2 separate regions of the Mus musculus genome follow, and region 1 is linked to region 2. The links are chromatin contacts, found by Hi-C or POLR2A ChIA-PET in ENCODE. All regions are on one chromosome and are shown on one strand. The core of a region is the stretch at or near the end of the contact, and the rest is flanking DNA. Distances in the headings are between cores, read along the strand shown. Region 1 holds the start of Ppp3cc (protein phosphatase 3, catalytic subunit, gamma isoform). Region 2 overlaps Ppp3cc (protein phosphatase 3, catalytic subunit, gamma isoform).

What was found. A loop is a pair of places that touch in the nucleus more often than their neighbours do. ChIA-PET counts read pairs that join two places held with the same protein, here RNA polymerase II (POLR2A).
Region 1: a loop to region 2 is called in a map of heart, with 1.9 times the contacts of the local background. The contact joins the promoter of Ppp3cc here to the enhancer-like site in region 2. A Hi-C loop is called at or near these places in 10 of 37 maps with a recorded cell type or tissue (CH12.LX, T-helper 17 cell, T-helper 2 cell and 4 more). POLR2A ChIA-PET finds 5 or more read pairs at or near these places in 2 of 5 experiments (Patski and embryonic stem cell).

Annotation. Positions count from the first base shown.
Region 1 is chr14:70,287,180-70,290,868 of GRCm38, reverse strand. Ppp3cc (protein phosphatase 3, catalytic subunit, gamma isoform) reads left to right here and starts at 1,372. Exons shown (of 14, transcript NM_008915.3): 1 at 1,372-1,688. The coding sequence starts at 1,640.
Region 2 is chr14:70,239,813-70,243,836 of GRCm38, reverse strand. It overlaps Ppp3cc (protein phosphatase 3, catalytic subunit, gamma isoform), which reads left to right. Exons shown (of 14, transcript NM_008915.3): 7 at 2,856-2,933; 8 at 3,014-3,108. Among named protein-coding and RNA genes, the nearest start is that of Gm33790, 6.8 kb to the left of the region's middle. Within about 2 kb of position 2,261, at least 1 of the 3 ENCODE cell types and tissues checked has a DNase peak (open chromatin) inside an H3K27ac peak, as active enhancers do; it is heart, where a contact is called at or near this core.

The sequences.
Region 1 (3,689 bases), core at 123-2,622, 48 kb before region 2:
TGAACTACTAAAATTTAATTTACAATGCCACATATGGTTACTTATTGGCCATTGTAGTAACTATGAAGACTGGTTGGCCTATAAATTGTACGTTTCCTTGGATTTAAGTTTCAATATTTCATTATCATTGCTAAAATAAAAAAAAAAAGCAAAGTACTTTTTGCCTGGCCAAGTCCTGTCCTCAGTGAGAAAGAGGCTTCTAATTAAGGAGCAATAATGACCAATTTTTAACCTAAAAATAAGCCAGATTGTGAAACTTGACTATGGGATTGCAAGTCCCCATCACTGCAAAAATAAAACAAAATAAAAAACATATGAGGAGGGGATGAGGAAAATGGCTCAGTGAAACACAAGCATGGGGTTCTGTTTGAGTCCCTGCATTCAAATAGAACCTGGGTACAACCTCAGCGTTTGTAACTTCAGTGCTATGGGGGAAAGGGGACAGGCAGAGGGACAGGTGAGAGAATTTGCTGGCCTTCCAGTCTAGCAGGCATGTCAGCTTCAAGTTTAATGGGACCCTGTCTATTAAATTTAAGGTAGGAGCACTAGAGGATGGCCTCGACCTCTGGCCTCCATATGTGCTCGTATGGGCCAGCTCACCAGCACACACAAATACAAACACTTCATGCATGCACACACACCTACTCCACACCACACATACATGACACGCGCACACACACTCACACACGGTAGGGAGGCAGGTGCGGTGTCACTGTGTGTCACTATTCCACAGTGGAATAGATGCGTCCAAGTAGGCAGGTGACAATATAAGGGGAAATCGGTTAGAAGTCAATTCCCTTTCTCAAGGAAGCCTGGGCTAGCGTCCCAGAAGACAGTGAGTGACTGCTGTCTCATGTATATAGAAAGGGAGACACCGCTTCTCAGAAACGGGGTTCTCCCAGGAGCTGAACTGGAGTAGGATGGCCACGGAGGTACTTAGGCTGCTAGATACAAGCTGTATGCAACAAACATGAAGTTGACAGGGGTTTCAAAGTTTGGGGGTTGGTGAATGGGAGAGGGTAACCTGAGAAACAGGGTAGAATGGTTAATTTCTTATGGAGACAAAGTGGGTGGAGGACCCCAGTGATAACGGAGAGAGCGTTCATGAGATAGGGGCTCTCTCTGATGAGAGGGACACAGACTCAGTGGCAGCCACCAAGAATCAGGACACCTGCCTGGTCCCAAGGTCGCAGCTGCTTCCGAGGTCCCAGCGGCTGGTTTGAGAAGCTACAGGTCAGGGTTGGGCGTCCAGAGCATCTGCCCCACGCGAGGCGGACGGCGGTCAGCAGTGAATCCGGAGCTGAGACCCGAGATCCGCGCGTGCGCAGAGCGCGGCTGCGGCCCTCGAGGCCGCCGGGAAGTTGTGAGCGCGGAGGCGCGCACGCGGGGCCCCAGCCGCGCGCAGCCGCGGTCTCCCTAGTTGTGTCCCTCAGCCGCGGTCGCCGTAGCTCTCGACGCGGTCGTCCCCGCCGAGCCGCGGGCGCCGCCGCAGGGAGGGAGCGGCGCTGCGGCCGCCGCCGTCCGAGGACGCCCCGTATTCCGGGGCCCGGCACGGTGGCTGCCCGCTCGCCGAGCGCAGCCCGCCTAGGAGGAAGGCGGCGGCTTGCGTCCAGCGGGCCGCCGGAGCCGGGAGGAGACCATGTCCGTGAGGCGCCCTCAGTTCTCCACGACCGAGCGCGTCATCAAAGGTGCCGAGCGCGCCGCGGGGAACGGCCCTCGCCGGGCGACGGCTCGGGGACTCGAGGAGCGGGGATGGAGGCAGCGGCGGGAGGCGCTGCAGGGCGCGGGGAGGACCGGGCTGCTGTCCGCCGGCGTCCCCGGTGACTGCTGGACGGGTACCTAGCGGGAGGTGGATAGAGCGACCGCGCCCGCCATCCACTCCCGAAGCATCCAGGCGGTTTCTCCTGATTCCCCACTTTTTGGTCTTTCATCTGGGGACACCGTCTGGGTTGTGTGAGCAGGGAGTTCTCTTGACTCACCCAAGTCATGCCTTTCCTTAGGCTCAGCTCTTTTTTGACAGCTCCTTACCAAACCCTTTAAAAAATTATTTTTGAGGGGTGTGGTGGGTATACTGTGCACGTTTGGCTCACTTTCTCTACATATCCCAAGTCATTGCTTTTATTAAAAGAAACAAGATGATAGTGACACAGTCTTCTTAAAAGGGCTTACAAGTTTTGGCTATAAGGACTTGGTGAATAATAATCTCCCAGATGTCTCTCATTATATCTGATATTCAGTTATTCTAAGGAAACACGAAAGTGTTTCTAAATCTTCTGAGTTTATGATATAGTTTCTGCCCTTTACCCAAAAGGACCTGTCTAACATAACCACTGATTCACATGCTTCTATTGTCCGACTTCTAAGACCCCTCCATAATAATAGTTGGTTTGAAAGCACTGTTTTCTAAGAAGGTGCTATGCTTAGACCAGTTATTTCTGAGTGAGGTGGTTTTCACCATAGTGGGAAAAAACTAAAAATTATTTCCCCGTTTCATTTTGATATTAGGAGACAGGAAACTAAGATTAGTAATGATAATTTTTTTTTTAAATAAGGGGGAGCCTATTGAGTGCTCAGAGAGAGAAGGATAGTATTGGTGTCATAAATGTTAGTTATCTGCCTTGGCAGACAGTACTTTTGAGACTTATTTCCTCAGAATTTGGAATCATTAGGGATTGAAGTCAATTGTTCATAGAATGGACTTAGTCCTTTAACAGCTAGAGTGCCATGACGGTCTTCGTGGAAGGCTTTATAGCATTTAAGCCATGAGGAAGATCTGAGCCTCTTAATACACAGGAATCACTTCTACAACCTTCCCTGGTGAAGCAAGGTCATGGTGGACATTAACTTCTGAACTGTCCCGGGTAGCACGGGCCCATGCAAACCAACTGCGCAAGGGCAAGGGTGTTGGCGGGTTCCTCCCACGTTAAAATGATTTCTCGCCACTCTACCATTGTAGTGTTTCGTCCTTCTTTTTCTTCCCATATTTTTCTCTTATCAAAATATGCCTATTTCTCAGCTGAAGTAGACAGGGGAACCACTTAAACCTGAATCCCCGAGTCAAGCCAGGATAAATGAGGTCTGCGCGAGGCTTAAGCGGCGCTCTCCTCAGACCGGCAAGAATCTCAGAGTCTAATCTCCTTTTGTACCAGCTTATTTTCACCAGATTGCATCAAGGACATTGTAAAATGACCGTGTCTTACACTTAAAACGGAAGTGAAATGAAAGGCACTTGAAGTACAGGTGTGTTTACAGCTGAGCGGAAAACCATCTATAGAGTCTGTATGATTGGATACCAACTTGTTCTTTAACAGAATTACATATTAACACATGCTGTGTAGGAAAGGACCGAGTGTCGCTCTGTGTGTGAGTGACTGAGCAGAGTTTTATTCTGTGTCCAGCCAGGCAAATTCGTGGTTATTTCCCACTGCAGACTCTGCAGTGGTACACACCCATTTTAAGGCTTGGAGGGCGGGGAGGGGGAGGGGCGCTCTCTCTATAGTCCTGGATACCCTGGAGCTTCAAAGATCAGGCTGAACCCACAGAGCTCCTGCTACCTCTCCCTCCTGAGAGCTGGAATTAAAGGTGCATGCCACCACAGCTCACCTTTTTGTCTTTTTAAATAAGATTTATTTTATGTATTTGAGTATCGTGCCTGCATGTACATATGTGCACCATGTACATGCCTGTAG
Region 2 (4,024 bases), core at 1,012-3,511:
ACTCTGCCATCTATCTTTCTAGTGACTTATTTACTGAAACAATTTAACTTTTCCCTCTTATGATGTTGCTTAAGGACTTAGCATTATTGGCCAAATGTCATTTGTTACAGTTCCTGTGGTCACCTGCCAACACCTCTTACAACACAGGCCTTCCACCCAGAAATTCTCCTCCTAACACTTGGCTTGCAGCTATCCCCATACTCACCTGAGTTCCCTGCATCCCAGTCCGTCCTCACAGAGCTCTTATAGCATTGGTGGACACACTTGGCAGAACAACAGATGCACCTGAGCCAGCCCATACGGCGCAGGCTTACAGCTGACATTAGAAGTCATGCGCTGACTCTTGTTTTTAGTCTTTTTTTCTCTTTTGTTTTACGTGTAGGAGTGTTTTGCTCACATGTATGTTTCTGTACCACATGTCTTCCTGGTATCCATGGGGGCCAGAACCCCTAGAACTGGAATTACAGATGTGGGTGCTAAGAACCAAACCCAGATCTTCTCCAAGAGCAGCTCTTAATCACTGAGCCATCTCTCCACCCCCACCTCACAGTTTTGTTTCTGTTTCTGCACTTTTCTGTCAGCAGTCTTTTTCAGTGTTGATAATGGTATCACACAAAGTGCTGTCCAGTGTCCGTGAGCAAAGCAGACTGTAGTGTAACTTACAGAGATTTGTCAAGTGTGAGTTGTGTTCCTGGCCATGAGTTCAATGTTAATGATTCAATCTTATATTTACATAAAATATCATTATGCAAGAAAACATCGGAAACACTTAAGTGGTTGATGAAAATATGGCCAGAGGCTCCTAGGAATCTTAAACCTCATACGGAACCTAGGAACAATGTCTCATGGCATGAATCCTTGGCCGTGGGCTCTACCAGAATTCCACAGCCTCCTACCTCATTCCTAAGGCCTTCTCAAAACTGCTTCACAGTCTATGAATGGCTAACAGACCATTCATTGTTCCTATGCCAGTCAAGAGGGGGACTTCCTGTTCCGAAATTGTGATAATGTCATATATAGGTGATCTTAAAATTATACATTTTCCACTGAGCATAGTAAAAAGAAAATTGCCCCCTTTTTCTCAGACAGGATCCCGTGCATCCCAGGCTGGTCTCAAACTTACTATGTAGGAAAAGACAGCCTTGAACTTCTGCTTCTTCTGTCTCACCTCCCAAGTACTGGGGTTACATGCGCAGCATCCCTAAAATATGGTGTATAGGGGTTGGACCCCGGAATTTGTATGCTGCACAAGCAGTAGACCAGCTTAGTTATATCCCAATTCAAGAAAGAAATACTTTCTAAAAGATAAGTAAGTAACAGCTACAAATTCTGATGGTAATTTTATATCCTAGTTCTTCCTGGTTGTCAAACAGAAGTTCAAAAAAAAAAAGACCATTTTAGGAGTATATGCAGATATCATTAGAGTATGGTGGTCTATAATATTTATATCTACTCCTGAGATAGCCATGCATAGTACTATCTTGCTATTGATATTACATATAAAGTTATAAGTAGATTCTTTTAATTTTTCTAAAGGTTTGATGATTTAAGAAAAGCATGCACTAATTTTGTAGGACCTACTGTATACACATACATGCATACATGGAGTTGTGATACATCTTCGTATCAAAATACCAACATTTTTGATCCTAATACTAGTAGTGTTAAGGTAAAATAAATTAAAAGATGGAGAAACTTTCTATTCTAAGGTGTCTTCTTCAAGTTTGATAGTAGTGTGAAATAGAAATCACTGGTTTCTGAGCTTTTTTTTTTTTTTTTTTAATCGAAATTGAATATAATATACTCGACAGACAGACATAGAGTGTTTTTCCTCTGGGCTGGAGGAGTTACTCATTAGACCTGCTTCCTGTCCTCTCAAGGATTCTCGGAGAGGCCTGGGTTTAAGACGCTCTGAGGAGGGAGGTTGTGAGGGAGGAGCTGGTTTCTGAGCTTTTAATAAAAGTTCAGTCGTAGGGCTGGAGAGATGGTTCCGTGGTTGAGAGCACTGGCTGTTTTTCCAGAAGGCCTGGGTGGAGGCACAATGTTATTGTGCAGTGTTTGAAGATTATCCATGTATTTTTCAAGTGCTGATTTCTCTGCCTCCACGTCTGGTTGCAATCCTGACATGGCATTGTAATACTTACTTTAAGACTCTCCTCCTGCCTCTGTGATGTGATGCTCCTTATTGATTCTCTGGTCTGTCAATAAAAGCTGATCAGCCAATGATTGGGCAGAGGAGGGAATGGGGCTGGACTTCCGATGCCAGCCAGGGGGGAGGGTCGGGGGAGGGGAGAAAGGGCGATGGGAAGTGGGATTCACTCAGAGGAGAGGGAGGGTGGAGGGGACCTTGAGAACACACCTGGAGCTGAGCGACCCAGAGCAGTGCTAAAATACAAGGATCTTGGGGGTTCGGGCTGGGAGGGAGCCAGAATATTTTAGAGGATTAAAACAGATTAATATTGACCAGCTATTGTGGTGTAAAGCTTGATTAAACAAGACTTACAGTATCATCTCATTGATTTGGAAGCTAGTCAGGGTAAAGAAAAAAATTATCACTCTGATGGCTCTAACACCTAGGTTCAGTTCCCAGCGCTCATGGTGGTTCGTAATTGTCTGTAACTCCAGAGTCATGGGATCTGCCACCCTCCTTTGGCCTCTGTGGGAACTAGACCCTCAGATGGTGCATATCCATACAAGTAGGCAAAAGCCTCATAGAATAAAGTAAATCTTTAAAATTGCAGAGTCCATAGTCTCTGTAATCTTAAAACAACTCTCAGATTGGGTGTTCTGTTTCTTCCTATTAAAACATAACTGCTATAATTCCATATTTAGGTTTTTCTCATTTTCTTTTTCAGTTACCCTGCAGTTTGTGAATTTTTACAGAACAACAGTTTATTATCAATAATCAGAGCCCATGAAGCCCAGGATGCGGGGTAGGTTGCACTTAGACCTCACCTTCCTGCAGATTTTACTTTTAGTGTAAAAATGCCTGAGTTCATATCTCCTTTTTCAGGTACCGAATGTATAGGAAGAACCAAGCAACTGGCTTTCCGTCACTTATTACGATTTTCTCTGCCCCTAATTACCTAGATGTCTATAACAATAAAGGTAAAGAAGTCCAGCAATATCTTAGTGTGAATTGTTAGTAACTGTGAGCTCTACTTTAATTTTGTGTTTTATTTTATTATTGTGTTCATTTGCTTATTTTTATTTTTTGGCTCTGTGGATGGAACCCAGGTCCTTGTGTTTGTGAAGCAGGCACTCTACCCCTGAGCTATATCCTGGACACCTATTTTTAAGTACAAAATTCAGTCAGATAAGAAGGTCTTGGGTAAGGGGTGAGGCTTTGTAGTAAAGCATGTGTTTAGCATGGGGAAGGCCTTAGCGACACTCTCTGGTATCTTACTCTGCTCTGCACCAGCTCCCCAAGAATCTGACATCTCTACCTCTCTCTCCCCAACTCCTCTTCTGATTTGTTCTGTTTTGAGACAAGGTTTTGCTATGTAATGCAGACTGGCTTTGAACTTGGGGTCCTCGTGCTTCATCTCCCAAGTGTTAGGGTTACAGGTATGCACTCCCATTCCTAGATGAAGAAGAGATCTTATTGGGAAAAAAAGGTCAGTAAGTTTAGAATGTAAGCTGCTGCTTGTCCTTCATCTCCTGAGAGATTAGGCTCTTTGGGAGCATATTTGTTTAGTATTTTAAAATGGGATCTCACTGTACAACCCAGACCAGCTTCAAACTCCCACCCTACTTTGGCCTCCCTAGTGCTGGGATTAAACATCCACCATCATACCTGGCTCTCCATTAGGTGGGTGGTTGGTTGGTTTGGAGACAGGGTTTCTCTGTGTAGCCCTGGCTGTCCTGGAACTCACTCTGTAGGCCAGGCTGGCCTAAATTTGAAGATTCACCTGCCTCTGCCTCCTAAGTGCTGGGGTTAAAGGTGTGAGCCACCACTGCCCCAGTTTTGTTTCATTTAAATCTGAGACTGAGAGCTGGAGAGATGGCCCTGTGTTTTAAGAGC